Regions from separate parts of the Homo sapiens genome. Here region 1 is linked to region 2. Evidence: chromatin contacts called from ENCODE Hi-C or POLR2A ChIA-PET data. All regions are on one chromosome and are shown on one strand. The core of a region is the stretch at or near the end of the contact, and the rest is flanking DNA. Distances in the headings are between cores, read along the strand shown. Region 1 holds the start of AGPAT1 (1-acylglycerol-3-phosphate O-acyltransferase 1). Region 2 holds the start of HSPA1L (heat shock protein family A (Hsp70) member 1 like).

What was found. Hi-C counts contacts between places; a loop is a spot of excess contacts on that map. ChIA-PET counts read pairs that join two places held with the same protein, here RNA polymerase II (POLR2A). Pooled maps may share reads with other maps.
Region 1: a loop to region 2 is called in a pooled map, with 3 times the contacts of the local background. The contact joins the promoter of AGPAT1 here to the promoter of HSPA1L in region 2. A Hi-C loop is called at or near these places in 2 of 168 maps with a recorded cell type or tissue (K562 and sigmoid colon), 1 of 37 single-sample maps with no recorded cell type and 11 of 50 pooled maps. POLR2A ChIA-PET finds 5 or more read pairs at or near these places in 7 of 52 experiments (A673, HEK293, HEK293T and 4 more).

Annotation. Positions count from the first base shown.
Region 1 is chr6:32,171,793-32,178,837 of GRCh38, reverse strand. It overlaps AGPAT1 (1-acylglycerol-3-phosphate O-acyltransferase 1), which reads left to right and starts at 2,754. Exons shown (of 7, transcript NM_006411.4): 1 at 2,754-3,024. It overlaps RNF5 (ring finger protein 5), which reads right to left and starts at 433. Exons shown (of 6, transcript NM_006913.4): 1 at 187-433. The coding sequence starts at 326. RefSeq lists an enhancer at 145-673.
Region 2 is chr6:31,811,890-31,818,435 of GRCh38, reverse strand. It overlaps HSPA1L (heat shock protein family A (Hsp70) member 1 like), which reads left to right and starts at 3,153. Exons shown (of 2, transcript NM_005527.4): 1 at 3,153-3,547; 2 at 6,451-6,546. The coding sequence starts at 6,464. HSPA1A (heat shock protein family A (Hsp70) member 1A) reads right to left here and starts at 2,893. Exons shown (of 1, transcript NM_005345.6): 1 at 494-2,893. The coding sequence starts at 2,679. The coding sequence ends at 754. RefSeq lists enhancers at 1,115-1,684, 1,685-2,254, 2,961-3,790.

The sequences.
Region 1 (7,045 bases), core at 1,505-4,004, 360 kb before region 2:
CTTTCCACAGATCTCGACCGTTATACTCCCACCCACACATACCAGCAAAGTCTTATGTCTCCTGTCGGGCTTCACCTATGGGAACGTGCCCTCCGATTATCTGTATGACTGTATGATTATTCGCTCCTAGCCTCTCCAGTATATAAGCGAGACCCACCACCTCCCGCCCCCCTCCTCGATTCTCACCAGTACAGGTGGCCACACACACTGACCACAGCTTCCCGAGCAGTCTCCAAACATATATTACATTCGAAGGTCGCGCCCGCCCCGCCCCGCTCGCGATTTGGCCCTTCGGGGCCCCCGTCCTCCTCCTCCGCTGCTGCCATGGCCGGTTTTGTTTCGCCCCACGTACCCTTCAGTCCCCCCAAATACACATACACACGCCCCAACAAACCAGAAACCACCTCCTGCCCACGATCGTTGGGCAGGCTTCAAGGTTTCCTAATCACTATTGGTCTGAATGCCTGCCAGTCACAAAGAATTCAAAAGAAAGGATTGGCCCAAAGGGTAGGGGCGGGAAAAGGTTAGTGCAGTCCTGCCTTCGCACAATGGCTATTGGCTGATACGGTCTAAGTCAATGTGCAATGCCAAGGGATTGGTAATAACTCGCTACACGCTGTCGCCTGGCCAAGGAGGGCTTTATTCGTCTGAGTAGTTGTCAGTCATAACCAAAGCCATAAGCAATTTGCTCGGGACTACCTATAGACCTCGCCCACTATAAGCCCCTTTCTTTCCTTCGCTTCCTCTTTTAGAGAATGTCCGGATTGCTATTGGACTTTGGAGCGTATGGCTCCAAATCAACTCATTGGCTAAAACTTGACGGAAAATGGTGGTTAGGTAAAACGCGCCTGCGCAGCACGCGGCGGGACGGGGGTGGGCCAATCCTGTGAGGGTTTAACCTTCTCTTTTTCCACCTCTTCACCCCTATCTTGTCGCCATGGTGACTGCTCTACAATTGGCGAGGCTTGCACTTCAAAGTCCTAGGCTCGCTTCATCCGGGTCCTTCAGCTGTGGACTTTCTGCTGATTGGGCCTTTTCCTTTTCCCCTGATTGGCCGACATCGGGAAAGACGGCGAAGAGCTAGGAAAAGAGGGAAAACACTAGGGTCGCAGGGTTCAAAATGGCTCCAACCTCCTTTGGTGACGTAGAGAGCAGAACTTGGGTCTGCCCCTCCCTTTTAGTTAAGGGAGCAGAACTGGGATTAGCCCGACGTTTGGATAGTGGGAACATCGATCTGCGGCGCTGGTGTTAACCCAACTCATTCGGCTGGACGACTCAGCCCTCCCCATATTAGGTGATTTACAGAGCAAAACTGAACTAAAGGCCCACCCCTTTCTTAATGTTGTACACAGAGTAGAACAGGATTGACTTCAACTCCGTTTTAAACCTTCAGAGCAGGAAAGCTCTGGGCTCAACCCCTTTGTGAGTGGTGCAAAAGGGACAAAGCCCGCCCCTTTTAAGGAGACCCGCGGAGGCTAGACCCGCCCTTTCCTCTTTATAATTTGCCCATCAGAAATAGGGTCTTCTTCCCAGGTTGGACCCCGGGGAGTTTGGGCTTTTCCTACAATCACTGACCCTCACTGTGACTAAAGGAGCAGAATTAGGTAACAGTCCTCCCACTACCAATCCTCTTCCCGAGGGCATGTAAACTAATGCAGGGTAAAGGTGTGGCTAGAGGGGGGACCTTGATAAAAGATCCCATGTGACTCAAGAGTAAGGAAAGATGAGAAGTTAGCAGTTGCGTAAAGAAGGACTGGGGCAGATGAGGATTCAGGAAGCTTGAGGTTTAGGAAGGAAGATATTGAGAGGGAAAGGTGGAAATGAAGGAGAGTGAAGTGATGGAATGATCCTAGTAAAGGGATAATGGGAGTGGAGGAAGAGAAGAGGGGGTGGAAAACTAGATACATGGCTACCAAATTAAGGAGGCACGCGCATTCCAGAGGAATCGGCATTCTTCCTCACTTTTTATTTTTCTAGAAAGCACCCCTGAAGCCAAATTTCCATTGGAAGAAAAGATGTACCCATATTGTATGTTGTGAGAAGGGGTTGTCTCAGCTTGGGCAAGTAAGGAGACTGATACGAAGGAAGTAGGAAAGAAAAGGTACAGAGGTAAAAGAGCATGGAAAAGGAAAGGGTCAGGGATAAGGCCAAAGAGATCTCTTCTCTTTAAAGGCCAGAGAAGGCAGGTGGAGGGGGGAGCTGGACTGCTGGGAGATAGTGAGGGACAAAGGGCAAAGGAAACCAGACCAGAGGACTGGAGAGTGAGATGGAGTGAGATGGAGTCCTGGAGAGAAAAAGAAGAGAGGTGAACTTAATGCTTGTCATATGGTAGGTAGATGCTTGATAAATGTTTAGAATTGAATGGGTACGGGAAAAGGGGTCCTTAAGAATAGTTGGGGGGAATAAGCAGCAGATAACCGGAGTTGAGAAAAAAAGAGACCAAGTAAAAGTGGCAGTTAAAAGAGAGCTGATGGAGAATAAAGGAAGGAATGTGCGGAAGGAGGAATACAGCACCAGGGGATCCAGAGCTGAAAGGGAGTTAGAGAAAAAAAAGATGCAGCTGGAGCCAGAGATGGGGGCAAAGACCGAGGGAGAGCCCTGGGGCGGGGCTCGCAAGAGGACACTGGTAGATGTGGGGAGGAGATGCCAGAGTTTCTGGGAGACGATTGGCAAAACAGGCTGCCCATCACCGCCCTCCACTTCCTGGCCGGCCCCGGAAACCAGCAGGCGTTGGGGAGGGGTGGCGGGGGAATAGCGGCGGCAGCAGCCCCAGCCCTCAGAGAGACAGCAGAAAGGGAGGGAGGGAGGGTGCTGGGGGGACAGCCCCCCACCATTCCTACCGCTATGGGCCCAACCTCCCACTCCCACCTCCCCTCCATCGGCCGGGGCTAGGACACCCCCAAATCCCGTCGCCCCCTTGGCACCGACACCCCGACAGAGACAGAGACACAGCCATCCGCCACCACCGCTGCCGCAGCCTGGCTGGGGAGGGGGCCAGCCCCCCAGGCCCCCTACCCCTCTGAGGTGTGGGCGGGAAAGGGATGGGAGGAGGAGGGAAGAGGGTGCTGAAAGCGACTAGGATGAGGGGAAGGGGAGAGATTGGGTCTGGGAGGGCCGACTGGGGGAGAGGGTTGCTGGGGAAAGGAGAGGGGCCGACTGGGAAGAGGGTTGCTGGGGATAGGAGAGGGGACCTGAGAGGGAGGAAGGATGGAAGAGACCTGGGAGGGAGGAGAAATGGAAACCCTTGTGAATTTGGGACTGGGAGCGTGCACAGGGAATCCTGGAGAGGGAATTCCCTACACCTTCCCCAATTCCTTTTCTTGCCCTTTGACCCCACATGACTCTTGAAGGGTCATGAGGGGAGAAGGCCAGCAGAATTTGCCTCTTAGGAATACCCTTAGGTGCCTCTGTTTCCATCTAGGCACAGGACCTCTTGTTTCTCAGTGGCCTTCCACACTGCTAGACCCTTACTGACACACAAATGCCTTATGGGAGCCATGTTTTCTACATTGAGTCTGTGTGCCTTTGACATGTTTAATGGCTTGTGTGCAACTAGGTTGTCCCAATGCTATCCATAGGCTGTGTAGAAATGGTGTGTTATTTTCTATCAGAATTGCCCATTCTTCATTCTTGTGTCCATGTCTCACATCCAGTTTTGACATGTTTTAAGTACCGCATGTGTGTGAGTTTTCATATATTGCACCTGTTCTATAATTTCATGTTACTTGCACATTTTATGTTTTGGCATGTTTATTTCAGCATGTGAAGGTTATATACCTTATTTTGCTTTGGCTGACATGTCCATGGTCCTACCATTTGCAGTAGTCTTCATGTGTGGGATCCCATGGCTTGGCTGAATACCCCACACTCTGATGTCTGACTGAATTGGCCTGTTTGCTGTGTTTTCCCAGTCACAGTTCACAGAACACATGTGTATGCGCCTTTGCATGATACACTGATGTAACAGGACCATAGAATGTGTGTTATAAATTTGTCATCAGTATATTTTGTGAGCCGTATGCTCATTAAATTTGGCCCTCCATTGCATTTCTAAATCCTTGGACTTTTGTTCTCCAAAGAGGGTCACTTAATATCAAGTGTTAAGAGAAGAAGGTAACTGGGTCTCCAGGTCTGCAAAGAACCATCCCTGCATGCCTTACCTTGGTGACCTCCCTGGCCCATACCTCTCTACACAAACATTATCTTTCCAGTGGCTGTGTACAGTCTGTGTCCATGAGCTCAATGCATGTCACAGGGTCAATCCTGCTGTGAACCCCATTGTTGGTATTTATTTATGGACATTATCCTCCATTCTTTGCACTGTTGGCACACATTTGATGAGAGCAGCATCTTTCCCTGTGGCATCTTGATCCCATTCGGTACATTTCTCTTGTGAGATGACCTCTTCCTGATTATTGTTACTCTGCCTTCATTATGGCTATGTATTGCATGTATCTATTCAGAGTCGGTTACCATTAGGCTTGGTGTGTTCGTTACTTTCTCAGTGACTTCTTTTAGTAGTCACTTCTACTCAAGAGGATAACTATCTAATTTGTGATCAGAACCGCCATCTCTGTCATTAACTGTGGCTCTATGGGTGGGTATACAGCCTTAGAATCTGTTCAGCAAGTGTTTATTGAGCACCTACTCCATCTCCTATTGTCCTGGCACTGGAGATAAGACAGAGTCCCTGTCCTTAAGCTGCTTACAGCCTAAGGAGGGAAACAAAAACGCCAGTCAACACATAGTGTGTTGTCAAGATCAGTGGTTCTTAAATTCAGGCGCACATCAGACTCACCAGAGGGCTTGTTGAAATACAGATTGCTAGCCAGCCACGATGGCTCACACCTGTAATCCCAACAGTTTGGAAGGCTGAGGCAGGAGGATCGCGTGAGTCCAGGAGTTCAAAACCAGCCTGAGTGACAGAGTGAGAAAAAGAAAAACAGATTGCTGGACCTAATGCCCAGAATTTCTGATTCAGTAGATCTGGGGTGAAGTCTAATAATTTGCATTTCTATACTTCGAGACCCGCTGATCAAGATAAAAGTGTAAGGAAAGCACAGGCCTGGAGGGGTTCAGGCAGCCCTCCAAAAGGTGACACTGAGCTGTGTGAGGCAGGAGAAGAGACAGGCATTCCAGCCAAAGGGAACAGCATGTTCAAGGTGGGGAAGCATGAAAGATCATGGTGTCTGAGGAACTGAAGTGAATCAGTTTGACTGGAACAAAGAGTTTTGTGAGGATGTGGTCGAAGATGTAAGCAGAAGTCAACTTATCAAGAAGAGCCTTTAGGCAAGACAGGGAAATGCTCTGTGTTTCAGAAAAATCTGTGCTAACAGAAAAATCTCTGTGGTTGCTACGTGGAAGATGGATTGGAGGGAGTTGGGAGCCTACTCCACATAGTTCAGGGGAGAAATGATGCTGTTCTGAACTTGTAGGGGCAGTGGGATGGAGCAGCTCAGAAAGCCTACGGTATTCCAACTGGCAGGGTCTCCTGTTTCCTCTATTGCCTGTTACCTTCTCGCTTGGCAATAGGCTTACCTTTGAGCATAGCCCTTCCCATCATGGGAAGACAGTGCCTGTGGCCTCAGTAGGAATGACAGGTATTTGCCTGAACACCCTTTTTGTGAATTGTTACCCTGCCCCCAACACTGGGGCAGAGTGGAGGAAGGAGGAAGAACCTAGAACACAGGTTCTGTGTTCCTGCCTCTCTTCCTCTTGAGCCCTTTCCTCTCCCAGGGCAAGTGCTGTTAGGTCACCTTTACTCCATTCCCTCCTTTTTTCACTTGGTGAGGCCTCACACACTGTACCTGCCCACGCAAAGTGTCACTAGAAGGAAGGGAAAGGGTAGTAGGATTCGTTTGCCTGTCTGGAGGTAGGATTGGTCTTTGTAGCTATTCCAGGTATGTCCATAAGTTTACCTAGGAATAGGGGAGCTGCCTGGGTGGAGAGGGATTTTTCTAGTTATGCATTTACATTCTTTTATCTGTCACTGGGTGTAATTATAAATTTGTGTCTATGTGTGAACATGTTAGTCTTTGTATGACTGTGTGTCTGTTGGCATTAGTGACACGAACTTTTAATCTTGCCATTTGGCCCTTGGGTATATGGCTGTGAGTGTTCTGTCACAATCACCATATATGCTGTGTGCTGTGTTCGTATATATATATGCAATACATACCAGTGTCAGCGTAATGGAGTGGTTAGGAACACAGGCGGCTTAGATTTAACCTAGAAACTGCTGTTTAGGAGCTGTATGACCTCAGGTAAGTTATTTAGCCTCCCTGGGCCTATTTCCTATAAAATGTAAATAGTAATAGTACTTTCTAGACTATCATATGCATCATTTTAAGAGTTTAACTTAATGTATAGACCAGTACTGTTCTACAGAAATATAATGCAAGCCACAATGTAATTTTTTTATGGTAGCCACATTTTTACAAGGCAAAAAGAGTGAAATTAATTTTAGTAATATATTTTCTTGAATCTGATAACATCCAAAAGATTATAATTTCTTTTTTTTTTTTTGGAAATGGAGTCTCACTCCATTGCCCAGGCTAGAGTGCAGTGGCGTGATCTTGGCTCACTGCAACCTCCGCCTCCCGGATTCAAGCGATTCTCCTGCCTCAGCCTCCCGAGTAGCTGGGATTAAAGGCATGCGCCAACAGGCCCGGCTAATTTTTGTATTTTTAGTAGAGACGGGGTTTCACCATGTTGGTCAGGCTGGTCCTGAACTCCTGACCTCGTGATCTGCCCACCTCGGCTTCCCAAAGTGCTGGGATTACAGGCGTGAGCCACTGCGCCCGGCCCAAGATTATAATTTCAAAATGTAGTCAGCATAAAAGATTAGTAATGGATATCTCACATTTTGTTTTTTATTCAGTCTTTGAAATCTGATGTGTATTTTACATTTCCAGCACATCTCAGTTCAGACTAGCTGCATTTCAAGTAGCCACATGTAGGTGGTGGCTACTTTCTCGGACAGCACAAGTATAGACCATTATAAGACCCTTACCAGCTACAAGTGTTAGCTATTATTCTTGTTGTC
Region 2 (6,546 bases), core at 1,904-4,403:
CATCAACAAACTTTACTTTTTTGTGTGTGTGTGTGAGACGGAGTCTTGCTGTGATGCCCAGGCTAGAGTGCAATGGCGTGATCTCGGCTCACTGCTACCACTGCTTCCTGGGTTCACACGATTCTCCTGCCTCAGCCTCCCTGGGACTACAGGCACGCACCACCACGCCCAGCTAATTTTTGTGTTTTTAGTAGAGACAGGGTTTCACCACATTGGCCAGGTTGGTCTGGAACTCCTGACCTCAAGTGATCCGCCCACCTCAGCCTCCCAAAGTGCTGGGATTACAGGCTTGAGCCACCACTCCTGGCCAGAATCAAGAAGCTTTACTGGAGGATACCATTTGTCTAACACAAATGGATCACATTACAATAGTCACACCTCTGCAAAATCTGCCCTTACTGGAAGCAAAAATGCCATTCCATTTTAGACGCTATGGGAAAAACAACCTATGCAGACCCTACTGACCCCCAAATAAAGGAATAAAAGGCATCACTTGAATTTTAAAGTTTATTTACTTTGAAGTAACCAACTTAAAAAATGGCCTGAGTTAAGTGTATTAAAAAGAAGAAATAGTCGTAAGATGGCAGTATAAATTCATCTCTGCATGTAGAAACCGGAAAAAAAGCAAGTTCAGTACTTCACCAAAAAATTTCAACATTGCAAACACAGGAAATTGAGAACTGACAAACAGAAATACTAGGAAATGCAAAGTCTTGAAGCTCCAAAACAAAAACAGCAATCTTGGAAAGGCCCCTAATCTACCTCCTCAATGGTGGGGCCTGACCCAGACCCTCCCTTGGGACCCTGAGCCCCGAAGCCCCCAGGCCCGGGACCACCGGCACCCTGGTACAGTCCGCTGATGATGGGGTTACACACCTGCTCCAGCTCCTTCCTCTTGTGCTCAAACTCGTCCTTCTCGGCCAAGGTGTTGGCGTCCAGCCACGAGATGACCTCTTGACACTTGTCCAGCACCTTCTTCTTGTCCGCCTCGCTGATCTTGCCCTTGAGCCCCTCATCCTCCACGGCGCTCTTCATGTTGAAGGCGTAGGACTCCAGGGCGTTCTTGGCTGACACCCTCTCGCGCTGCACCTCGTCCTCCGCTTTGTACTTCTCCGCCTCCTGCACCATGCGCTCGATCTCCTCCTTGCTCAGGCGGCCCTTGTCGTTGGTGATGGTGATCTTGTTGGCCTTGCCGGTGCTCTTGTCCGTGGCCGTGACGTTCAGGATGCCGTTGGCATCGATGTCGAAGGTCACCTCGATCTGGGGCACGCCCCTGGGGGCCGGAGGGATGCCGCTCAGCTCGAAGCGCCCCAACAGATTGTTGTCTTTCGTCATGGCCCTCTCGCCCTCGTACACCTGGATCAGCACCCCGGGTTGGTTGTCGGAGTAGGTGGTGAAGATCTGCGTCTGCTTGGTGGGGATGGTGGAGTTGCGCTTGATCAGGGCAGTCATCACGCCTCCGGCCGTCTCCAGCCCCAGCGACAGGGGAGCCACGTCCAGCAGCAGCAGGTCCTGCACGTTCTCGGACTTGTCCCCCATCAGGATGGCCGCCTGCACCGCCGCCCCGTAGGCCACAGCCTCGTCGGGGTTGATGCTCTTGTTCAGGTCGCGCCCGTTGAAGAAGTCCTGCAGCAGCTTCTGCACCTTGGGGATGCGGGTGGAGCCCCCGACCAGGACCAGGTCGTGAATCTGGGCCTTGTCCAGCTTGGCGTCGCGCAGAGCCTTCTCCACGGGCTCCAGGGTGCTTCGGAACAGGTCGGAGCACAGCTCCTCGAACCTCGCCCTGGTGATGGACGTGTAGAAGTCGATGCCCTCAAACAGGGAGTCGATCTCCAGGCTGGCCTGGGTGCTGGACGACAGGGTCCTCTTGGCCCTCTCGCAGGCGGTGCGCAGCCGCCTCACGGCTCGCTTGTTCTGGCTGATGTCCTTCTTGTGTTTTCTCTTGAACTCCTCCACGAAGTGGTTCACCAGCCTGTTGTCAAAGTCCTCCCCACCCAGGTGGGTGTCCCCGGCCGTGGCCTTCACCTCGAAGATGCCGTCGTCGATCGTCAGGATGGACACGTCGAAGGTGCCCCCGCCCAGGTCAAAGATGAGCACGTTGCGCTCCCCCTTGCCCGTTCTGTCCAGGCCGTAGGCGATGGCGGCGGCCGTGGGCTCGTTGATGATCCGCAGCACGTTGAGCCCCGCGATCACACCCGCATCCTTGGTGGCCTGGCGCTGCGAGTCGTTGAAGTAGGCCGGCACGGTGATCACCGCGTTGGTCACCGGGTAGCCCAGGTACGCCTCGGCGATCTCCTTCATCTTGGTCAGCACCATGGACGAGATCTCCTCGGGGTAGAATGCCTTGGTCTCCCCCTTGTAGCTCACCTGCACCTTGGGCTTGTCTCCGTCGTTGATCACCTGGAAAGGCCAGTGCTTCATGTCCGACTGCACCACCGGGTCGCCGAACTTGCGGCCAATCAGCCGCTTCGCGTCAAACACGGTGTTCTGCGGGTTCAGCGCCACCTGGTTCTTGGCCGCATCCCCGATGAGCCGCTCGGTGTCCGTGAAGGCCACGTAGCTGGGGGTGGTGCGGTTGCCCTGGTCGTTGGCGATGATCTCCACCTTGCCGTGTTGGAACACCCCCACGCAGGAGTAGGTGGTGCCCAGGTCGATGCCGATCGCCGCGGCTTTGGCCATGCCGGTTCCCTGCTCTCTGTCGGCTCCGCTCTGAGATTGGGGGCTGGAAACGGAACACTGGATCCGCGAGAAGAGCTCGGTCCTTCCGGACGCCGGAAACTCGACGCGCCGGTGCCTGCAGCCGCACAGGTTCGCTCTGGGAAGCCTTGGGACAACGGGAGTCACTCTCGAAAAAGGTAGTGGACTGTCGCAGCAGCTCCTCAGGCTAGCCGTTATCCGGACCGCTTGCCCCTGGGCTTTTATAAGTCGTCACGGAGACCCGCCTTTTCCCTTCTGAGCCAATCACCGAGCTCGATGAGGCTGCCAGGTCGGGAATATTCCAGGGTTTTCGCCTCCCGTCCTGCCCCCCAGCCTTCCTTGGACCAATCAGAGGCCAGAGTGCCGCCCCCTGCTCAGAACTCTCCAGAGTCTTCTGGGATTCACTGGAGGGGACAGGGACCCTGAGAGGAAGGGGGAGTGGCGGTGGGAAGGGTGTTGGTCTCCATGGCGATGCTGACCGCCTGCGCTTCAGCGCCTAATTGACAGGAAGGGTCGGCGCTGGGCTTTTAATTGTGGGGGCTTGCTGGGCCTGCGCAGTTGTGGGCAGGGGGCTGGTGCGGGGAGCGGGTTACGCGCGTCCAGGGGAGGGTGGGGGCGTTTGTGTTGACACCGCCCGGCCACGTTACAATGGAGATACTGTCTCTGACCTCATGGGCCAGTTTGGAAAAAGATTACTGAGTTGGAGCCGTCTCAAATTTGCAGGGAGGGACGGGGTGGGGGGTGGGGGGACCCCGGTTGTGCAGTTTGATATTGAGGGAGCCCCCACCTACTCGCTGGGGCTGCGTAATCTGGACGTTTCCAAACTGAAGCGAAGGCGTCGGGAGACTAGGTGAGCCAGTAGGGATCTGATTGATTGTGAACCTGAAAGGCTCAGTAGGTCCTTGTTTGGGAAAGTACTGGAAAGTTCCCTAGTTGGTTTAAGCCTGAGGTATGTGGGCGTTGGCTGATCCGGGTAGGAGGAGCACTTGGGGAAAGCTAAGATGGCTTCAGATTGATTGGTCGGAGCAGCCAGAATGGGGGAGGCGGGGGAAGGGAGTGCGGCCTGTCGGGGAAATGGGGAGGCGGGGAAGGCGGGGTAAGGGGGAGGCGGGGTAACTGGGAAGCGGGGGAAAGGGAGTGCGGCCTAGGAATCTGCGGTGTGGAGAGGGATAGACACTAAACCCTTTATTTTATTTTTATTTATTTATTTTTAATTTTTTTTTTTTTTTTGAGACGGAGTCTCGCTCTGTCGCCCAGGGTGGAGTGCAGTGGCACGATCTTGGCTCACTGCAAGCTCTGCCTCCCGAGTTCAGGCCATTCTCCTGCCTCAGCCTTCCGAGTAGCAGGGACTGCAGGCGCCCGCCACCGCGCCCGGCTAATTGCTCCACCTCCCGGGTTCAAGCTATTCTCCTGCCTCAGCCATCCGAGTAGCTGGAACTACTGGCGCCCGCCACCACGCCCAGCTAATTTTTTCTATTTTTTAGTAGAGACGAGGTTTCACCGTGTTAGCCAGGATGGTAGCCAGGATGGTCTCGTTCTCCTGACCCCGTGATCCGCCCGCCTCGGCCTCTCAAAGTGCTGGGATTACAGGCGTGAGCCACCGCCCCCCGCCCTTAAACCCTTTATTGATCAGTTATTGGCTCCAGAAAACAGGAGTTTTATTTAGGAGAAGGATACAGATACTGTCTGGAGTGCCATGTCGTTTGAGAAAACTGGAAGGCTTGTGGTTTTCTAGCAGTCATCTTCAGCCTGACTGGAATTTACTGCCGGTGAACCCCTAATAGAGAATATTATCCCAGGAAGGCAGCAGAACTCAAGTGTGGAGGCTGATGTCTCTTGAAGAGACCAGAATGTACACTACTCTTGGGTCATAAAGAGACAGAATCCCACAGTAAAATATATAGGAACAGGACAGTAGAATTAGGTCACTTGGGAAATTGAAAACAATATACAGCTACTTGCTTCCCAACTTCTTTGAGTAGCTGAGAATACTTTTGTCTACCCTGTCCAAAAAGCAGTCTGCCATGACAGTAGCGTCTCCATGTATTTGTATAGGCTTGCTCATAGCAACATTATTCTGTAAATTCTGTAATCTGTATCCATCGAGAGATAGATAAGCAAAATGTATATAGGCCGGGTGCGGTGGTGGCTCATGCCTGCCATCCCAGAACTTAGGGAGACCGAGGCGGGCGGATCACTTAAGGTTAGGAGTTTGAGACCATCCTGGTCAACATGGTGAAACTCTGTTTTTACTAAAAATACAAAAATTATCTGGGCGTGGCAGTGCACGCCTGTAGTCCCAGCTCCTCGGGAGGCTGAGGCTGGAGAATTAGCTTGAACCCAGGAGGTGGAGGTTGCAGTGAGCCAAGATCATGCCACTGCACTCCAGCCTGGGTAACAGAGTGAGACTCTGTCTCAAAACAAAATCAAAAACAGTGGTATATAAATATGAATATTACTCAGCCTTAGGAAGGAAATTGTGACATGTTACAACATGGATGAAACCTGTGCACATAAGCTAAGTGACATAAGCAAAGTCACAAAAGGATAAATACTGTATAATTCCACTTATATGAAGTTACAAGAGTAGTCAAATTCATAGAGATAGAAAAAAGAGGTCGGGCGCCTTGGCTCAAGCCTATAATCCTAACACTTGGTGACTTGGAGGTGGGAGGAGGTTTCCTTGAGCTCAGGAGTGAGAAACTAGCTTGGGCAACAGGGAGACCTGGTCTCTACAAAAAAATAAAAAATTAGCTGGGTGTGGTGGCATTCACCTGTGGTCCAAGCTACTTGGGAGGCTGAGACAAAAGGATCCTATGAGCCTGGGAGGTCAAGACTGCAGTGAGCCATGATTACACCACTGCAGTGCAGCCTGCGTGACAAAACGAGACCCTGTCTCTAAAAAATGAGAAAAAAAAATGGTTGTTACCAGGCGATAAAGGGAGGGGAAAACGGGAGTTACTTAATGAGTATACAGTTTCAGTTTTGCGAGATGAACAGAATTCTGGAAATTGGTTGAACACCGCTGTGATTGAACTCACTACCAAACTCTACACTTAAAAATGGTTAAGATGGTACAATTTGTATGTATTTTACCACAATAAAAAATAAAAAATAGGCTGGGCGAGATGTTCACTCCTGTAATCCCAGTACTTGGGGAGGCTGGGGCTGAAGGATCGTTTGAGCCCTGAAGGAGTTTGAGACCAGCCTGAGCAACATAAGGAGACCCCATCTGTACACAAAATTAAAACATTAGCCAGGCAGAGAGCTGGTCACGGTGGCTCACGTATGTAATCCCAGCACTTTGGGAGGCCGAGGCGGGCGGATCACCTGAGGTCAGGAGTTTGAGACCAGCCTGGCCAACATAGTGAAACCGTGAAACCCCATCTCTACTAAAAATACAAAAATTAGCTGGGCGTGGTGGTGCCCTCATAATCCCAGCCACTCGGGAGGCTGAGACAGGAGAATCGCTTGAACTCAGGAGGTGGAGGTTGCAGTGAGCCTAGATCACACCACTGCAGTCCAAAGCAAGACTCCGTCTCAAAAAAAAAAAAAATTAGCCGGGCATGTTGTCTCCAGTTATTCTGGAGGCTAAGGCAGGAAGATTGCTGGAGCCTAGGAGATCAAAGCTGCAGTGAGCTATGACTGCGCCTCTGCACTCCAACCTGGGTGACAGAGGAAGACCCTGTCTCAAAAAAATAAATAACATTGAAAAGCACTCTCCCAAAACAGTATCTTATTCTTTCTCCATAGGCCTCAGAGAACCATGGCTACTGCCAAGGGAATCGCCATAGGCATCGACCTGGGCACCACCTACTCCTGTGTGGGGGTGTTCCAGCACGGCAAGGT